Regions from separate parts of the Mus musculus genome. Here all the other regions are linked to region 3. A link is a loop called in an ENCODE intact Hi-C map of the cell type or tissue named here. Cell type or tissue: heart. All regions are shown on one strand. Each heading gives the region's core, and the rest is flanking DNA. Links, peaks and the distances in the headings are about the cores only.

The links. Hi-C counts contacts between places; a loop is a spot of excess contacts. Peaks named below come from ENCODE experiments on the same cell type or tissue, not always from the same donor. Only the 100,000 strongest peaks of a DNase experiment are listed, where the experiment ranks them.
Region 1: it touches region 3 in a loop (4-fold over the local background); 17 of 42 quality-filtered maps call a loop at or near these places.
Region 2: a loop joins it to region 3, with 9 times the contacts of the local background. A loop is called at or near these places in 39 of 42 quality-filtered maps.

What each region holds. Positions count from the first base shown.
Region 1 is chr11:113,748,812-113,754,162 of GRCm38, forward strand. It overlaps Cdc42ep4 (CDC42 effector protein (Rho GTPase binding) 4), which reads right to left and starts at 3,004. Exons shown (of 2, transcript NM_001163346.1): 1 at 2,877-3,004. In heart, for the core only: a CTCF peak has its summit at 2,010; DNase peaks (open chromatin) are centred at 250, 1,970, 2,110, 2,960 and 3 weaker places; H3K4me3 peaks cover 3,745 bases; H3K27ac peaks cover 3,808 bases.
Region 2 is chr11:113,700,970-113,706,320 of GRCm38, forward strand. Cpsf4l (cleavage and polyadenylation specific factor 4-like) reads right to left here. Exons shown (of 8, transcript NM_026682.2): 4 at 2,302-2,397; 5 at 1,444-1,540; 6 at 1,087-1,126. Among named protein-coding and RNA genes, the nearest start is that of Cpsf4l, 5.9 kb to the right of the region's middle. In heart, for the core only: a CTCF peak has its summit at 2,941 (motif pointing right); a DNase peak (open chromatin) is centred at 2,942.
Region 3 is chr11:113,809,265-113,814,615 of GRCm38, forward strand. It overlaps Sdk2 (sidekick cell adhesion molecule 2), which reads right to left. Exons shown (of 45, transcript NM_172800.3): 37 at 1,065-1,251. Among named protein-coding and RNA genes, the nearest start is that of Gm51930, 7.8 kb to the left of the region's middle. In heart, for the core only: CTCF peaks have their summits at 2,144 (motif pointing left) and 2,894 (motif pointing left); DNase peaks (open chromatin) are centred at 1,492 and 2,127; H3K4me3 peaks cover 796 bases; H3K27ac peaks cover 1,563 bases.

The DNA.
Region 1 (5,351 bases), core at 114-5,113, 60 kb before region 3:
CTTCTCCCAAGGCTGAGGAAGCTTCCGGTCCTTCGGTCAGAAGAGGACCTAACCATAGCTCAGGTCCATGATCAACTGCCAGGGTGAGATTGCTCAACCCCCTCCACTCCCCAGCCTTATCGCTGGCATCAACCCAGCGCCTCTGTTCTTCTGAGGGGCAGAGTCCTCCCTCCCCCGGCAGGGGCAAGCGCCTAAGTGTCTGTGGGGCTGAGACGGTGGCATGGATGTCCCAACCAGAACAGCTGGAGCCGCTCCTCCGCTCCTCCGAGGCCATCCGGGATGCTGACTTGCAGACGCCCCTCCCCTGCCAATTCCATCCAAACTTCAAGGGAAGCAGGAGGCAGGGATAAAGGAAAAGAGGAAGAGAAGGAGACACCAACATCAAACACCATGCCTGCCACAGATGGGCACGGCCTGTCCAGGCCATGGGAAAGCAGTTGCAGTTGCGGAGGGGTGGGGGAGGGGTGGGGGAGGGTGTTGCTGAACCACGAGCGACCCAGGCCTTCCTGGAGAAAGCTCTGAAGGGAGGGTCTAGGATCCCTTTACAGGTCAGCAGGAGACCACCCCTGGGACCACAGCTTTACACAGGGAAACTCTCCCTTTGCTTGCGACTTCCTGCTGGGAAGCTCGGATGGTCAGTTTCAAAAGAAGGCTGGGCGCACACACAGGATCAGAACAAGAACTCGAAAGCAGGCATATGCGAGCCACAAACTGAGGGGGGAAAGGAGGGTTCAAAAGAGAGGGAGACAGGAGCCCCCCCCCCAAAATGGAAGAAGTGCTCAGAGGAACAGCACGAGCATACAGACAGCATGAGCAAAGGGTCCTGCAAACCCCGAGAAGTTACCAGAGGGGCCGAGACACCCCCACATCAATACTGCTTTGGGAGCAGGCTCGCTTTAGCATCCAGCTCCTTAAAGTCCGCGCTAAGATCGATCACCAGGAGCTGAGAAGCTCTCCTCCCGCCCGTATCTCCCAAGGTTCCACTCAGTGGGAAATAGTTAAGGGGCAAAGTCCCTGTTCACAGAGGAGATAAACCACATTAATCAGTAGTCACATACAGGCAGCTGATCAGGGCTGGTAGCACATGGTCCCTCCCACACTCAGCCCTGTATCAGCTCCCTGACATGCATAGTAGCTTCCCGGTCTCTAGTGATGCCCCACTATTGCCAACTGCCCTTGGGCTGCCCAGAGGCCTGGCTCTGCTCCAGCACGTCCCTCCAACCCCACCTCCCCAGTTCTGGGAGAAACCTGTAGCTAAGGTTCCCCATGCTGTGGGCCCTGTTCTTTGTTCTTTAAAATTCACTCCATCCCACTGGTGGTCCCCCCCTCCTCCAGCCAGGCCTCAGAAAGGGGCGGGAGAGGCTGCTGCAGGCGTTACTGGAAACCCAGACAGGGCAAAGAAGTTGCAAGGCAGAGGCCCCCTGCCAGGGGCCTCTCATTGTTTATGCTCCCCAGATCTCGGGTCCAGATGGTTGCTGGGGGTAAGGATGAAAAGTATCCCAACCGCTCCAGCGAGAATGGACAAGAGGTTTCAAAGTAAAGACACCCACAAGGAAGCTTTCCTCATTCAACGGCTCAACTACCTGGGCAAAGAATGGGAGCTGTCGGCCCAGGGAGAGACGTGGGAGCCGGTCAGATTGCAAGAGGTGAGACTGTTGGAGGGTGGGTGAAGGGGGGGGAGGGAGAAGTTCCCAGCCAAGAAGAAAAGAGAAAGCATTGTATTTCCTTTTCATTCTCCCCGGGAGAAAAAGAAAACTTCCGAAGCCCAGGCCGCAGTATTTCATTGGGCAAACACAAGGAACCTGGTTTGAGTTAACAGAGAGGGAGCGCCCCTCCCCCCGCAGGCACACACGCAAGTCCTACGGTCTGTTCCCAGGAAGCTCAACCGCCATCCACCCCGCCAGTCTAGGACACTCACCCACAGCAACCAGGGGTCCCCCAAAGGGGAAAGGCAGCTCCAGCAGACGACGCCACAGACACAGGAGGGCAGATTTGTTCCTCCGGCTGGGGGCGCTCCAGGAATGGGGAGGAGCCAGAGATCAGGATCGCAGCCTTCAACGTCCCAAGCCAGCGGTTAAATCATTAACCAACCGCTACCTACTCGCCCCTGAAAAAGCCTCGAGCCCCATGCTTCGGACGTACCGGGCGCGCGCGCAGGTCCCCCCGCGTAAAGCCTCGTCCCAGGTTTCTAAGGGACCGCCAGCTCGGCCCAGCCCCACCCTGCGCCTCTTGCGGCCTTGGCCTCCAAGTCTTCCAAGGGAGGCGGGCGGGGCGGGAGAAGGAAGGGCTCCGACGGGCGGGGAGTATTTGCTCTTTAGGCTATTGCCTTCCAGCCGGCTCTTGCCCTCCTTTCTCCCCGGCCGGGCGACACCGGGTGGCGCCTAAAGCAGTGTGTGTACACGGGAGAGCACGCGTACACCCCTCTACCACTACCGACGAACTCAGCGGTTATTCATGGAGAAGTCTGTGCGCACACGCCCCCCTCGGGGCGACCGCCGCCGATTGTTGTGTGCCTGCCCACGGCAACACACACCCCATTCCTGCGCGAGGGGGTGGACCTTTAAAACCTGCCCACTCACCCCACCCCGAACAGTCCCCGTGGCCAGATCGGGGCGTACTGGCGACGCTGAGCCCTGTTGTTACCCCCTCCTCCGCAAATGATTTTCTGGGACACGGTATGTGACTCTGGGTCTGGTCCCAGGCATGCCTACCCACGCTGGGCACAGAGGGGTGTGTTTGTGTGCGCGCGCGCCCTGCTCCTAGGTCCTCATCTTCCCCATCCCCGGGTCTTTCTACCTTCTCCACGTCACCAGGGGTCTCGAGCCTACCCAGGCCTCACGCGGCCACTGGGCCACAAACGGATGCTCGTCGCCTACCTCGGTCCCCAGCTCCCCGAGCGCGGACCAGGTGCGGCTGTACGCTCCCCTCGGTGTGCTTGGCGCCTCGGCAAGGCTGGCGACCCATGGCAGCGCCGGCGTTTGTTTCCTCTGGCTCCCGGGGCTCCGAGTGTGCTAGAAGCTAGGACACTCCCCTCCCAGGCTCCTCCCAGCCCTCCCTCCCATTTCCCTCCGCGCTGATGTCACTCCGTCGCAGCAGCCAATGACTGCCACGGAACTCAACTCGGCTGCTTGGCCTCCCAGGTTCAAATCTAAAAGCCTGAGACGCCCCCCACAAGCTCCTAGTAGGGTAGACAGAGCAGGTCTTGCTTTGAGGAGTCGCGCCCCACAGCCCCCAGTGCTCTGCCGCGGAACCGACGTGCGGTCCGCAGAAACAGGAGCACATCCCCTCCCCAGGAACCAAGGGGAAGCTCTCTCTTGGCTCTTCCAGTTTTGAACAATGGTAAGAAAACAACTCCCTCCAGGACGTTACCCACTTCTGGACCACGAGCAGGAGCTTGGGCTCCGTGGATTCCCTCTCCATCTGGAGGGCGGGAGAAGCAGGTCCGCCCGAGTCCAGACCCGGTCTGAGCAGTGGAGGAACTTTTCAGCAAGGTGACCTGGCTTTGATAGCTCTGTCTGGTGATCATGGGCTCTTAAGTACCCTCCCAGGGAACCTCCCGGAATTAAATCCCGCGTGCTTGGGTAGAGGAAGCCCCACCTATGAATGATCATTAAAAGCAATAAAAGCCAGGGGCGAAATAGTCAATAAAGAGGAAACGGAGCCAACCCAAAGTGAAAGTTCCCTAACTACTTAAAGGAAGTGGGGGTGGGGTGGTGTAGGCCTCAGCCTCCTTTTTCCCCAGAGTTGCCTCACGGTCCCTCAGCTCCTTCACTGTCCTCTGGAAACCCTGTCTCTCAGGATCCCACCCCATCCCCGACCTCTCCCCCATCTCCCCGTCTATCCATGAAAACTTCAAACTGTCCATATTGTGTGAAAATCAAACCTAAAAGGTCAGTGTCGCTGGGCAGTGGTGGTGCACGCCTTTAATCCCAGCACTCAGGAGGCAGAGGCAGGCAGATTTCTGAGTTCGAGGCCAGCCTGGTCTACAAAGTGAGTGCCAGGGCTATACAGAGAAACAACCCTGTCTCAAAAAACCAAAAAAAAAAAAAAAAAAAAAAAAAAAAGTTCAGTGTCTGGTCTAGGGGTCCAGTTCCGGCTGCGGAGCACGAGGCTGGTTCAATTCAAGCCCAGCACCACCACCAACCAAAAGAGATGTCAAAATTAGTGAAACTAAAACACGGGGTCCAAAGTAACTTGGGATGGGGATATCCCTGGGGTTCTGACCGTGATTGGGTTACCATGGGGAATTTATACCTCCTCCCCCTACTCTGACTGTCCTTGTATGGGTCCCTCACCTGGAGGTTGTCAAGATGAAAGAGAAATGTGGTTTAGAATAGACAACAGTGTCGGAGTCAGGTCTGTGGGTCAGAGGTAGCTGTAACAGGGCACTAGGGCAAACCAGTAGGAGAGAGTTGTGTTGCCTCTGGCTTTCAACTCTGCCCCTCACTGGCCCACAAGCCTTCCCATCTCTCAAATGGGTACAGCACCTGTTGACATTCCTTCTAGGCTCCACCCCATAGTTACCTGGCAACAGCCAGGTGTGCCAGACTCACTATAAAAGGATCTCTTGCCAGGCAATGTGGTGCACGCCTTTAATGCCAGCACACTGGAGGCAGAGGCAGGCGGATTTCTGAGTTCGAGGCCAGCCTGGTCTACAGAGTGAGTTCCAGGACAGCCAGGGCTACACAGAGAAACCCTGTCTTCAAAAAACACAAACAGGGGGCTGGTGAGATGGCTCAGTGGGTAAGGGCACCCGACTGCTCTTCCGAAGGTCTGAAGTTCAAATCCCAGCAACCACATGGTGGCTCACAACCACCCGTAATGAGATCTGGTGCGCTCTTCTGGTGTATCTGAAGACAACTACAGTGTACTTACATATAGTAAATAAATAAATCTTTAAAAAAAAAAAAAAACACAAACAAAAAAAGGAGTCCTCTCTCGCTCTTCTTACTCCCTCTCTTCCCTCTCTTTCTCCCCCCCCCCATGTTTATGGCCGGCCTCTACTCCTTTACACTCTCTCTCTCTCTCTCTCTCTCTCTCTCTCTCTCTCTCTCTCTCTCCTCTCTTCTCTCTTCTCTCCTCTCTCTGCCTTTCTCTGTCTCTGCTACCCCTTCAACTCCCCTCCCTATGCCCTAAATAAACTTTATTCCATACTATACCATCGTGTGGCTGGTCCCTCAGGGGGAAGGGGTGCCTCAGCATGGGCCCGCAGAGGCACCCCCTTCCCCACACCATACCGCGCCTCCACCAAACATAACCCTGGCTTCTTGTTCTTTTTTATAAAACACAGCATTGGTGCCAAGTGACTCGGATTTAGAAACTGGGATTTCTACAACACAACAGCACCCCTC
Region 2 (5,351 bases), core at 114-5,113, 110 kb before region 3:
GCCTTTTAACTGAGTATGTACGTGTTGTGGTATGTGCAAGTAGTACATGCAGTTGCTCACAACGGTCAGAGGAATCAGATCCCCCCGGGTGCTGGGACTAAACTGGGGTTCTGTAAGAGCAGTACCCACTGTGAACCACCTCTCATGCCCTCCTCGCAGCCTCTTAAAAACTGTTCGCATCGCCCTAGTTATCGAAAGCCGTTATCCAGGCGTGGTGGCACACACCTTCATCTCAGCACCGGGGAGGCAGAGGCAGATGATCTCTGAATTCCAGGCCAGTCTAGTTTACACAGCAAGGGTCCCAGGCCAGCCAGGCCTCAACCAAATCTAAATAGTGAGACACTTATCTCTAAAAAGAGAGGGGTTGAGGGTGAGGGAAGAGGGAGGGAGGGAGGGAGAGCAAACAAGCATAGAGAGGCTAGGATGCTCGTCTGTAGCTCTGGAACACCTGCCTGGCTAGTGAGGACCCGTGGTTCACTGAGGTGTGGTCCGGAGAGCATGATTAGCCTGCTGAGCCTTGAAGTGAATTCTCACTGATGCGTGGTAACCATGGGGATAAGATGTCTCCCCCTCGGGACCAGGAAAATATATGACTCGTCATAGTTTTCATTCAGAAAGCTGGCTTTGGACTGTGTCCTGATTTGTTTGTCAGTGAACCCCACTGGTGTGGGATGCCAAGATGGCTCGGTTGGTAAGAGCGGTTGCAGGGGAGCCTGACGGCCTGGGTTCTACCTTCAGGACCCAGACGGCAGAGAACCAATTGTTCCAAGGTGTCCTCTGACTTGCAGACATTCACGGTGGCAAGTGTGCATGTACATATATATACACAAAGAAATAAAAATAACAAGGAAGAAAGAAAGCATCCCCGTGTTACCCAGCTAAAGAAAAGAAAGGAAGGCAGGCCTCTCTGGGTGACCCTTCCAGGTGCAGACATCATGGGCTGAGAGAGGCTGAGAGGAGCTACCGCATGCAGGTGCATGGTGTAAGAGTGGGGTCTCCTGAGACTAGTATAGCTCGAGGAAGCACAGACAGGTATGGGAGCCAAAAGAGAGAGGCCCTCATGTGAACAGCAGAGCGCTAACTTACCTTCACATTACTGGGATGGAACGGAGGACTCATCTTAGGGCTGAGGGGAGGAGAGGGAGACATAGGAGGGGGTGGCGCGAGTGTGTGTGTTAGAGTGGGCCATAGCCTGCTAGCCCTGCTCCCACCCCCACCTGCACCCCTTCCTGAGAGTACATGCATGTTAACAGGGAAGGCTGGAGCCCACTCAGCCAACAGGACCCAGACCTCCAGGGTGGGGCAGCAGCGAAAATCCCTAGGGAGACACTTGCTAGATGACCTCCCACCAAGGGCAAAGGGAATCACATCATGTCAGGATCTAGATCCAGAAGGTAGGGGCCAGCACTCCGGTGGATTGGAGACTAGAAGGATCATACTTACTGCCCAAATTGGCACTGAGGTCCCTCGGGGCAGAAGCCGGTGAAGTAGTTGGGACACAGTACTTGATGAACATGGCGGTATTTACACAGGGGACCTACTAGACAAAGAGCAAATGGCCGCGAGGGTCTGCTTCACCCAGAGGGAAGAATACACGAATAGCTATGAGGAAAAGCTCAGGCTGTAGCAGGCTCTCCACTGGAGACGGGGTGGGTAAGGGACATTGCTGATGTCCCTGAAGCCAGAGACAGATGGGGCAGAGACCTTGGCTCAGGTAAGGGCTGGACATGTGGTTCGATGGTAAAGCACAGGTGGACCATGCTCCAGGCCCTGGGTTCCATCCCCACAGTTTGCCTTCCCCCAGCATAAAGCAGGTACTGAATGGCGAGCATGCTCAAGCCACTCCCAACCCAGTGCTAAGACGCTCACCCGGAGGCCCACGGGACACATATGATAAGACCCAGAGACCCATGGGAACACAACCTTCCAAGTTTGCAGGAAGAGAGGGAGACAGGGAAAGGGTGGAATTTAGGTGGCATTCAGCACCTGGGAGCTGTGTCTCTCATGGACTAGACTTTCTACTAGTCTTCTCAGCCAAGGTCCTACATCCACCCGCTGAGAATAGGGTGTGAATCTCACAGCCTTCCCTGAGAAGCCTGTCATGCCGACACCAGGCTGAGTCTCCCAATGTCTCAGATTTCTCCACCGGCATACAAGCCTCGGACAACCTCAGAAAGGCGTTCCACTGGGGTAGTTATATGGCCCAGTTTCATGGGGAATGTTACTCCTTGCTTGCTGAGCATCTCCATCGGGAACACCCGCATCCCTCGGGCATCCTATCCCTGTCTCGCAAGCTCTTACCTTCCTTGCAGAACCCTTGGTTATACCACGGGCAGTCCTGGAGCTTGAGAACTGGCTTCAAGTGCAGGAACAGGCATTCCTTGTTGCTGCAGTTCCCTGAAAAGCCCATCGGTCTTTTGTCTATAACCAGGTTCACACTTCCACAGCCCCGCCCTGATTTACCTTGACCCTGCCATGGAATTGTCTTCCCCCTGTCACCATCTTTGGAAGGCCTCTAACACTGAAAGGGGAAGTTACCTTCTGGTCATCTATCTCAACTAGAAACACGCTACCATTTCAGAGTCCCAGGAAGGGCAGGGGTGTTTTGCAGAAAGTACCGTGGACAGAGTAGAGGTTCTATTTGGGCCCCAGGGAACCTTTCAGAAGGACTGCGTTAGGGGTGAGCTTGGGCTGGGCTGTGTCTATGCGGTGAACCAAGCCTTGGTCAGCTGCATTTCTACAAGGAGGCAGCCTTGGAGGCACGGGCCGCCTGCAACTGCCAAACAAGGATCTTAAGTTAGATCAGAAGAGGACTGTGATCTGTCCTGTCTCCTTTCACAAAAGGGCTTACTGGCACATCCTAGGCCATCTTAGTGTTTCTGGACTCAAAACTACCAGTCTGTCCTGCTGGGCTGCACATTGCTGTTCCAGATCTTGGCCAGCAGGTGGCAGCAACACTCCAGCCTGCACTCCCATCTTTTGCACAGGCCTTTACTCCTTTCAGTCCTGACAGTTACTAAATGTTCTTTCCTGCGCTGCCAGGCCTCAACAATGTATGTGCGTGCACATGTGCATGCCCGTGAGTTTGTTGAGCTTATTTACAGAGCGTGGGTAAGGTGTTGCTTACAGAAGTTAACTGACTCCAAAACAGCGGGATCTCCACCAAGTCTCAGTCCACCACAGATGCCAACTATAGATAGATGCTGCATCATGGGGTCAACCCCTTTCAGTTGGTCTCCTCGTGTACGCTACACATCTCCCAAGACCACTTGCAGTTCAGTAGTATTTTTAGAATAGACACCGAAGCAGAGCATGGTGGTACACTCCTCTAGAGTCTAATTCCAGCCCTTGGGAGGCAGAAGCTGACAAATCTCTTGAGTTTGAGGGCAGCCTGGTCTGCATAGCAAGTGGGGGTACTGGAGGTGTGAGGGATGATACACACACACATACACACATATGATATTTTAAGGACAACTGCCTCCTAGGTTCCAGGATTAAAGGCATGTACCACCTAGCATATAAGTCATATAAGTTTTTTTTGTTTTTTTTTGTTTGTTTTTTTTTTTTTTTGGTTTTTCGAGACAGGGTTTCTCTGTGTAGCCCTGGCTGTCCTGGAACTCGCTCTGTAGACCAGGCTGGCCTCGAACTCAGAAATCCGCCTGCCTCTGCCTCCCGAGTGCTGGGATTAAAGGCGTGCGCCACCACGCCCGGCTGCTTTTTGTAATATTAGAGGTATTCACCCACTGTTGAGAGCAAAACCTTAGATTGCAAATCACGATGGTGAGCTTGCACATCTGCGCATAAATAATTACTTGCATGCAAAAGTGGTCCCATGCAGGACCACATCTGCTCATCAAACCCGGGGACTCAGGGATGAAAGATTAAAGGGATCTTTCTAAGTGAAAATGCTTTAGGCAGTGACTTATGGGGACCAGCCTCCAGATAAACTTCGTCTGTTTATTCTAGAAAGACATTCAGGCACCCTCATGAACTGCCAGAGGCACTGGCTGGCTCCTTGGAGAAGGCAGTCTAGAACGCTGGACTGGGACGAACTTCCCCTGCCCTGAGAAAGACTTTGCCCCTTCAAGGTACCCAGTGTTATGAAATATAACACACAGCCCCATCTGATAAATTAGTTCTCCACAGGTGAAATGAGCCAGTTAGGTTTATATTAAACACAGGTTGATCAAGAAGCTGCTCTCAAGTGGGTAAGTTCACTGGAGCCAAGGAAGGAGGCTAGAGAAATCACCATGGGGAGGAGGGAGGGGGAGGAGGGAGGGACAGAATGAAAGGGGTGGTAAGAGCGAGCCCAGGACCTGGCCCCGACAGAGGCTGGAGGAGACCTGACCACACAAGGTAATTTTAGGGCCCAGACTTCTAAACCTCGTGGCTTTATTTACACAGTGACCTTCTCTTTCCAACAAGTGATGCAGGATTTCCCCTTTGGGAGTTACCATGACATTTTCATCTAAAATAAAAGTTATAAAGAGCAGGCGAGTAGGAAGAAGATGGCGGGGGTCGGGGCCGGGGGGGGGGGGGGTACCGGTGAGCATTCCAAGTGGCAGTACCAAACACATCTCCTTTGGGGAGGCCTGGCCTGGCCTGGGCCCAACAGAGACTGAGAGGTGCTCCGTTCAAGGCTATTCCTGACAGTCATCTGGGGGTTGACTGGCCAGGCCTGGAGTGGGGAACAGGATCCTATTGCTTTCCCTTTGTGGTAACTGTCACTGAGACTAACAGGCCGCAGGCTTGACACGGGCTTGGCTCTGCAGCCTTTATTTATTTTTATTTCTTGTTTCTTGAAGGATTTGTGTGTGTGTGTGTCTGGGTGTTTTGCTTGCATGTTGTGTGTGCATAATGTGTGTGGCAGGCGAGGGGTCCAGAAGAGGGCATCAGATCCGCCCCGGAGTGACTGGCAGTTGTGGGCTGCCTTGTGAGTTCCGGGAACCAAATGCAGGTTCTCTGGAAGAATAACAAGTGCTTTGAACACTGAACCAGCTCTCCAGCTCCTTGTTGGCTTCGTTTTGAAACAGGGTTTGACTGTGGAGCCCTGGATGTCCTGAAACTTACTGTGGCCTCAAACTCAAGAGATCTGCCTGCCTCCTGAGTGCTGGGGCTAAAGGTGTGCACCACCATACTTGAATGCTAATTTTTATTTCCTTTCTTGTTGTTAGACAAGGTCTCCTGTAGTGCAGCCTAACCTTGAACTCCTCTGTAGCTGAGACTGGCCTTGAATCCCGGATTCTCCTGCCTTAGCCTCCCTAGTGCCGAGATTAGAGGGGTGCCCCACCATATCCAGCCTTGGTTGTATTTTCTTAGGGTTCAGAGAAGCCGACAGCTTAGGCTCAGAT
Region 3 (5,351 bases), core at 105-5,104:
GTCCCCTGAAACTGGAGTAGCAGGCAGTTACGAGCTGTCACGTGGGTGCTGGGAATTGAACCCCGGGTTTTTAAGAGCCAGTGCTTTTTTTTTTTTTTTTTTTTTTTTGAGACAAGGTTTCTCTGTATAGCCCTGGCTGTCCTGGAACTCACTCTGTAGACCAGGCTAGCCTCAGAAATCTGCCTGCCTCTGCCTCCTGAGTACTGGGATTAAAGGTGTGTTCCACCACTGCCCAGCTCAGCCAGTACTCTTAACCACTGAGGCAGAGTTCTAATTCTTAACCGCTCCAACCCTCTGAGTCTCCCCATCACACTCAACACAAATCCTGTTCTCCAGACCCTTGGGAATCGGGCCTCACTCCACCTCTCTTGTCAACACCGGGGTCTGTCCCTCGAATCCCCTCCAGCCTCCTGGCCTCTGCACCTGCTGGTCCTTCTGACAGGAATCCTGCTTCCGGCTTCCTGCTTGTCTCCAGAACTTCCCACAGCTGGTCTCCTCTGGCTCAAAGCTCAGCTCAGGTGTAGCCAGCCATCTTGTGAACCACACCCTGCTCCCCTTAGCTCCCCCTACCCCCCAGCCAGCTCATCTGTGCTGTGCTTGTTTATGTCCTGTCCCCTGGCCTCAGCAGGACACAGACTTACTTTTAAAAAAAAAATCATTGTTTCATCACCAGTGTGAAGCAAAAGTGTGGGCTCACAGAAGACAATGAACGCGGGGTGTGCTGAGCAAAGGCAAGGAGACAAGAAAGGAGGAGAAAGCCAAACAGGGGCGGGGAGTGGCGGCTGTCCCAAAAGCTGAGACAAGGTGGGCAGAACAGGCTAGGTGAGATCTGGGGACTTTCTCAAGGTTCCCAGTGAGAGTTTCTTTTTTTCTTTCTTTTCTTTTCTTTTTTTTATGGACACATAGAGCCTTCTTTGCAGGCTGGGCTTTTCTTTCCACAGGGCATCTGGAAGTGGGGCCTGGGTATCCGAACCCAGTTCCCCGGCTGCGTGAAAGCTCCGACACCAGACGTGGACACCAGTTTGTCCCCCAAACCCTGACCTCCCCAAGAGACTTCTCCCTACCTGCTTGCTGAGTCTGGCCCCGGGTCGGGGTGCTCCTCGGCCCATCCCCCGCAGCATTGAAGGCTGCCACGCTGACCATGTAGGCTGTGTAGCCCGTCAGGTTCTTGAGTTTCACGCTGTTCTCAGCCAAGAAGAGAGTCTTCACCCTCTCTGTGAGGTTCCTCCGTTGGACTTCCCAGAAATAAATCTGTGGGAACCAAAGATTGTGGGATGAGAGGGACGAAGACATCAGGCCTCCCCTCCGCCCCTGCCCATCTCGGGGGTTCAAAGACACCCCTGCTTTCAACCAGGAAACAATATGGAAGTAGCTAAGAGCTATTTAAGAAGGATTCGGGAACTTTTCACTTTGTAGTCAATACCGACCCTCCGATCGTCTGTAAGCGTCATCCCCTGTGTATCTTGTGTCTCTGGGGTTGGCATCTGTCCCATGTAACAGGCGTGTCAGCCTCAATAGGAACCTGCATCTCACCAGCCTGAGCTGGAGAGGCGGGAGCAATCATGGGCTCTGCTCCACTGTGTGGGGCACAAGGGCTAACAGCTTGGCAATGCCAGGGCACTGGTGAGGAGCAGAGAGCCTCAGCTCTGCCCCGTGTGCCACATAGGCAGCCTCAGCTGCTAAGGCCCCTGTAAAAAGCTCCCGCTGTAAATAAAGTTCCTGGTGGTGCATATGCGCAATCCAATCTGATAATCGTGGATCAAAGTCTGAAAAGTCTGGTGCAGGCTAGACAGAGGTGGCATTCGGTTTGTGGCTCAACTCTTGATGGCACCATTTGCTAGGCCTGTGACTTGGTCAGCTGCAGAGGGCTTAAGGACACCCGCTTTCCGGGGCGAGCAAGAAGACTGCAGGCCGTAAGGACTGGCCAGCTTCTAAGGGTATTGTTACACGCTTGTGGAGGATTTTAAGTCCTCAGTGCAGCAGGAGCTTCGTGGAGCCTCCGGGCACTCTATAATGAGCATGGTTAGTGCTTTTAAACACGCATCGAAGACTCTCAAATTACATTAAGAGCTGGTATTCTGCTACATACAGCCTGGCATCCCAAACCCTGTACAGGATTGACGATCATTTGGCTCCCTCTGCTGGCCAGAGAGGGTTCTGAACGCTATTGGAGTTTCCTTTCCTCCATACCAATAAAAGTAGGAAAGAGCTAATAAAAGTGTCCACCCCCAGCGTGTGCAGAGGCAGTCAGGACATCTTGTTACTACAAAAGATTTGCTTCTCTACTGCCTTGCTTCCATTTAAAAAATCTTTTTATACGGGGAATTGAGGTCTCCATTCATAAAATCACCCACGCATCCACTGACTATGAGAACGCAACAGCCACAAAGCAGTCTCCTGGATTCATCGTTTGGGGAAGAGCTCAAGGCTAGCTCTACAGCTCTGCACACGCCCTGAGCATCAGCAGCTTGGCGAAGACAGTCAGAGAACTGTTGGATTCTCCTGGCCTGAGGAGAGGGATAGAGGGGTTTCCAGGGCCTCTGTGGAAATGCAGGGGTAGCTGGAACGGTAGGGGAGGCCGAGGAGGGGTGACGGCTGTGTGAGGAGAAACAGGCAGGGGAATGTCATGTCTCAACTGGGTGAGGCACGGTGCTGTGGAGACAGGCTGGGCGAAGCTTGTGACCGGTTGATGAAGAACAGGGCAGATTTATCAGCAGCCTTAGCAGTGTGAGATTTGGAGGAACGGTGAAGATGAGAACGTACTTGGGGTTGGGTTTGGAAAAGAGAGTAGAGAGTCAGCTTGAGCGGGGCAGAGACTATGGGAGATTGTCTTTGGTTTCCTTCTTTCCAGCTCTTCCCTCCTTCCTGCCCTCTGCTGGAGGGTCTCTCTCCCTCCGCTGAAGATGGAGCCTGAGTTCTATGTAGACTGTCTCGTGCCCGTGTCTCACCAGAACACAGCAAACTGGTCAGCAAGCACTTTATCGTTTAGCGATGTCCCTGTATCATGGGAGAAGCCTTTGAATGAATCCTCCAGCAAAGAGACCCAACAAGGACATAATGAGATGTGAACAAAACCGCGAGGTCAGGAAAGGGCATTAGGAACGGAGACAAGGGGCTGGGGAGATGGCTCAGTGGTCAAGAGCGCCGACTGTTCTTGCAGGGGACCCGGGTTCTCACAACTGTCTATAACTCCAAGATCTGACACACCCTCACACAAGATATACACAAGATGTGGACAAAACACCAGTGCACATAAAATAAATAAATAAATAATTTTTTTTAAAAGAGGAAATAAGGGACTGGAGAGGTGGCTCAGTGGTTAAGAGCACTGACTGCTCTTGAAGAAGACCTGGGTTTGGTTCCCAGCACCCATCTAGTGGCTTAGAAGCTCCTATGTGTCTAGTTCTAGGAGATCTGATGCCCTCTTCTGGCCTCCTTGGGTCCCTGTGGTGCACATGAACTCATGCAGACAAGCACATAAACATATGAAAATACTAAGTAATGAACAAAAGAAGAAACAAATTTCAGAATGCCTTTATGGCCTGCCTATGACTGGTCCTAGAGGGAGATACTTGGTGTTGTTGGGGAGACAGGGTCAATGGCTGGGGAGGGCATTGGGCAGGGCAGTGCCAAGGTGTAGGACATACAGAAGCAGGCTGCCTGCTTGCTGTCAGTAGACCTTTGTTAGATGAGGATACACAGTAAAAGGGACAAGGGCTGAGGCTGGATCCTGGTCCCCAAGGTGACATGATTGATTGGTAGAGCACCCACTCATGGGGAAGTGAGTATGTACTGAACCCAGGCTATGGGCTCCAGAGGGCAGGCACCCTGGCCCATCTGGCTCCTTTGTGTCCCAGACACCTCACTCATGGTTGATACATAGGCCAACAGACATGTCATGGGGGGAAGTGGCTGGAGCGGCAGCAGATGACGCTGACCCCATTTCTTTTTTTTTTTTTTTTTTTAAGATTTATTTATTTATATGTAAGTACACTGTAGCTGTCTTCAGACACCAGAAGAGGGCATCGGACCCCATTGCAGATGGTTGTGAGCCACCATGTGGTTGCTGGGAATTGAACTCAGGACCTCTGGAAGAGCAGTCAGTGCTCTTAACCACAGAGCCATCTCTCCAGCCCGGGAGTCAGATCTTGTTATGGATGGTTGTGAGCCACCATGTGGTTGCTGGGATTTGAACTCTGGACCTTCGGAAGAGCAGTCTAGAAGAGCAGTAGGGTGCTCTTACCCACTGAGCCATCTCACCAGCCCCTGACCCCATTTCTTAACTCTTGGTTTTTATTCCCAGCCCGTTTCCCCTTTAATCACTTTTCTGACGTATAGTTGACGAAAATTTAATAGAATTAAGATATATAATTAATGTTCTTTTTTCTCTCTTCTTTCCTTTCTTTTTTCTTTTTAAAAAAAGATTTATTGATTACTGCTAGAGGACAACAATCTCTAAGCCAAACCCGAGACTGTTGTGAGAAAGGGAGTGAGGGAAGGGAAGGAGGATTTTTTTTTTAGGATTTATTTATTTATTTTGTGAATGTGAGTATACTGTTGCTATCCACATCCCAGAAGAGGGCAACAGGTCCCATTACAGATGGTTGTGAGCCACCATGTGGTTGCTGGGAATTGAACTCAGGACCTCTGGAAGAGCAGTCAGTGCTCTTAACTGCTGAGACATCTCTCCAGCCCCTCTTCTCTCTCTCTCTCTCTCTCTCTCTCTCTCTCTCTCTCTCTCTCTCTCTCTCTCTCTCTCTCGTTGCTTATAGTGCTAGAAACAGAGCCCAGGGCCTTAAGCACGCTCAGAAGCACTTGATCAGCACTGCACCTCTCTCTGGCCAACCTGTTGTTATTATTATTTACTTACCCTTTTTTGGAAGCAGGACTTACATAGCCCAGCCGCCCTTGATTTTACAAAGTGACTAAGGGCAACCTGGAGCTGACCCTCCTGCCTCTACCTCCTAAGTGCTGGGATTACAGGTAGAGGCCCCTACGCCTGTTGCTTTATGCCTGCAGAGGGTCAAACCCCAGGAATCATGAATGCTAGCCACTCTCCCAGCTGAGCCCTACCCCAAGCCCTCTGATGTTTTCATACCCATCCACTGGGCCCACTGTCAAGCCAAGCTGATTGGCACCTGTTACTTCCAATGGTCACCTCTTTTTTTTTTTTTTTTTTGACTTTTCATAAAAATCACAATTTATTAACAGATTTTGAGAACAGTGATTCAGAAATGATTGTAATGAGAGAACCAAATGATTGAGAAAGAATAAGAAAAGCCTATCTATTTGGGTATGGGCTTATCTAAGAACACTGTAGCTGTCTTCAGACACTCCAGAAGAGGGAGTCA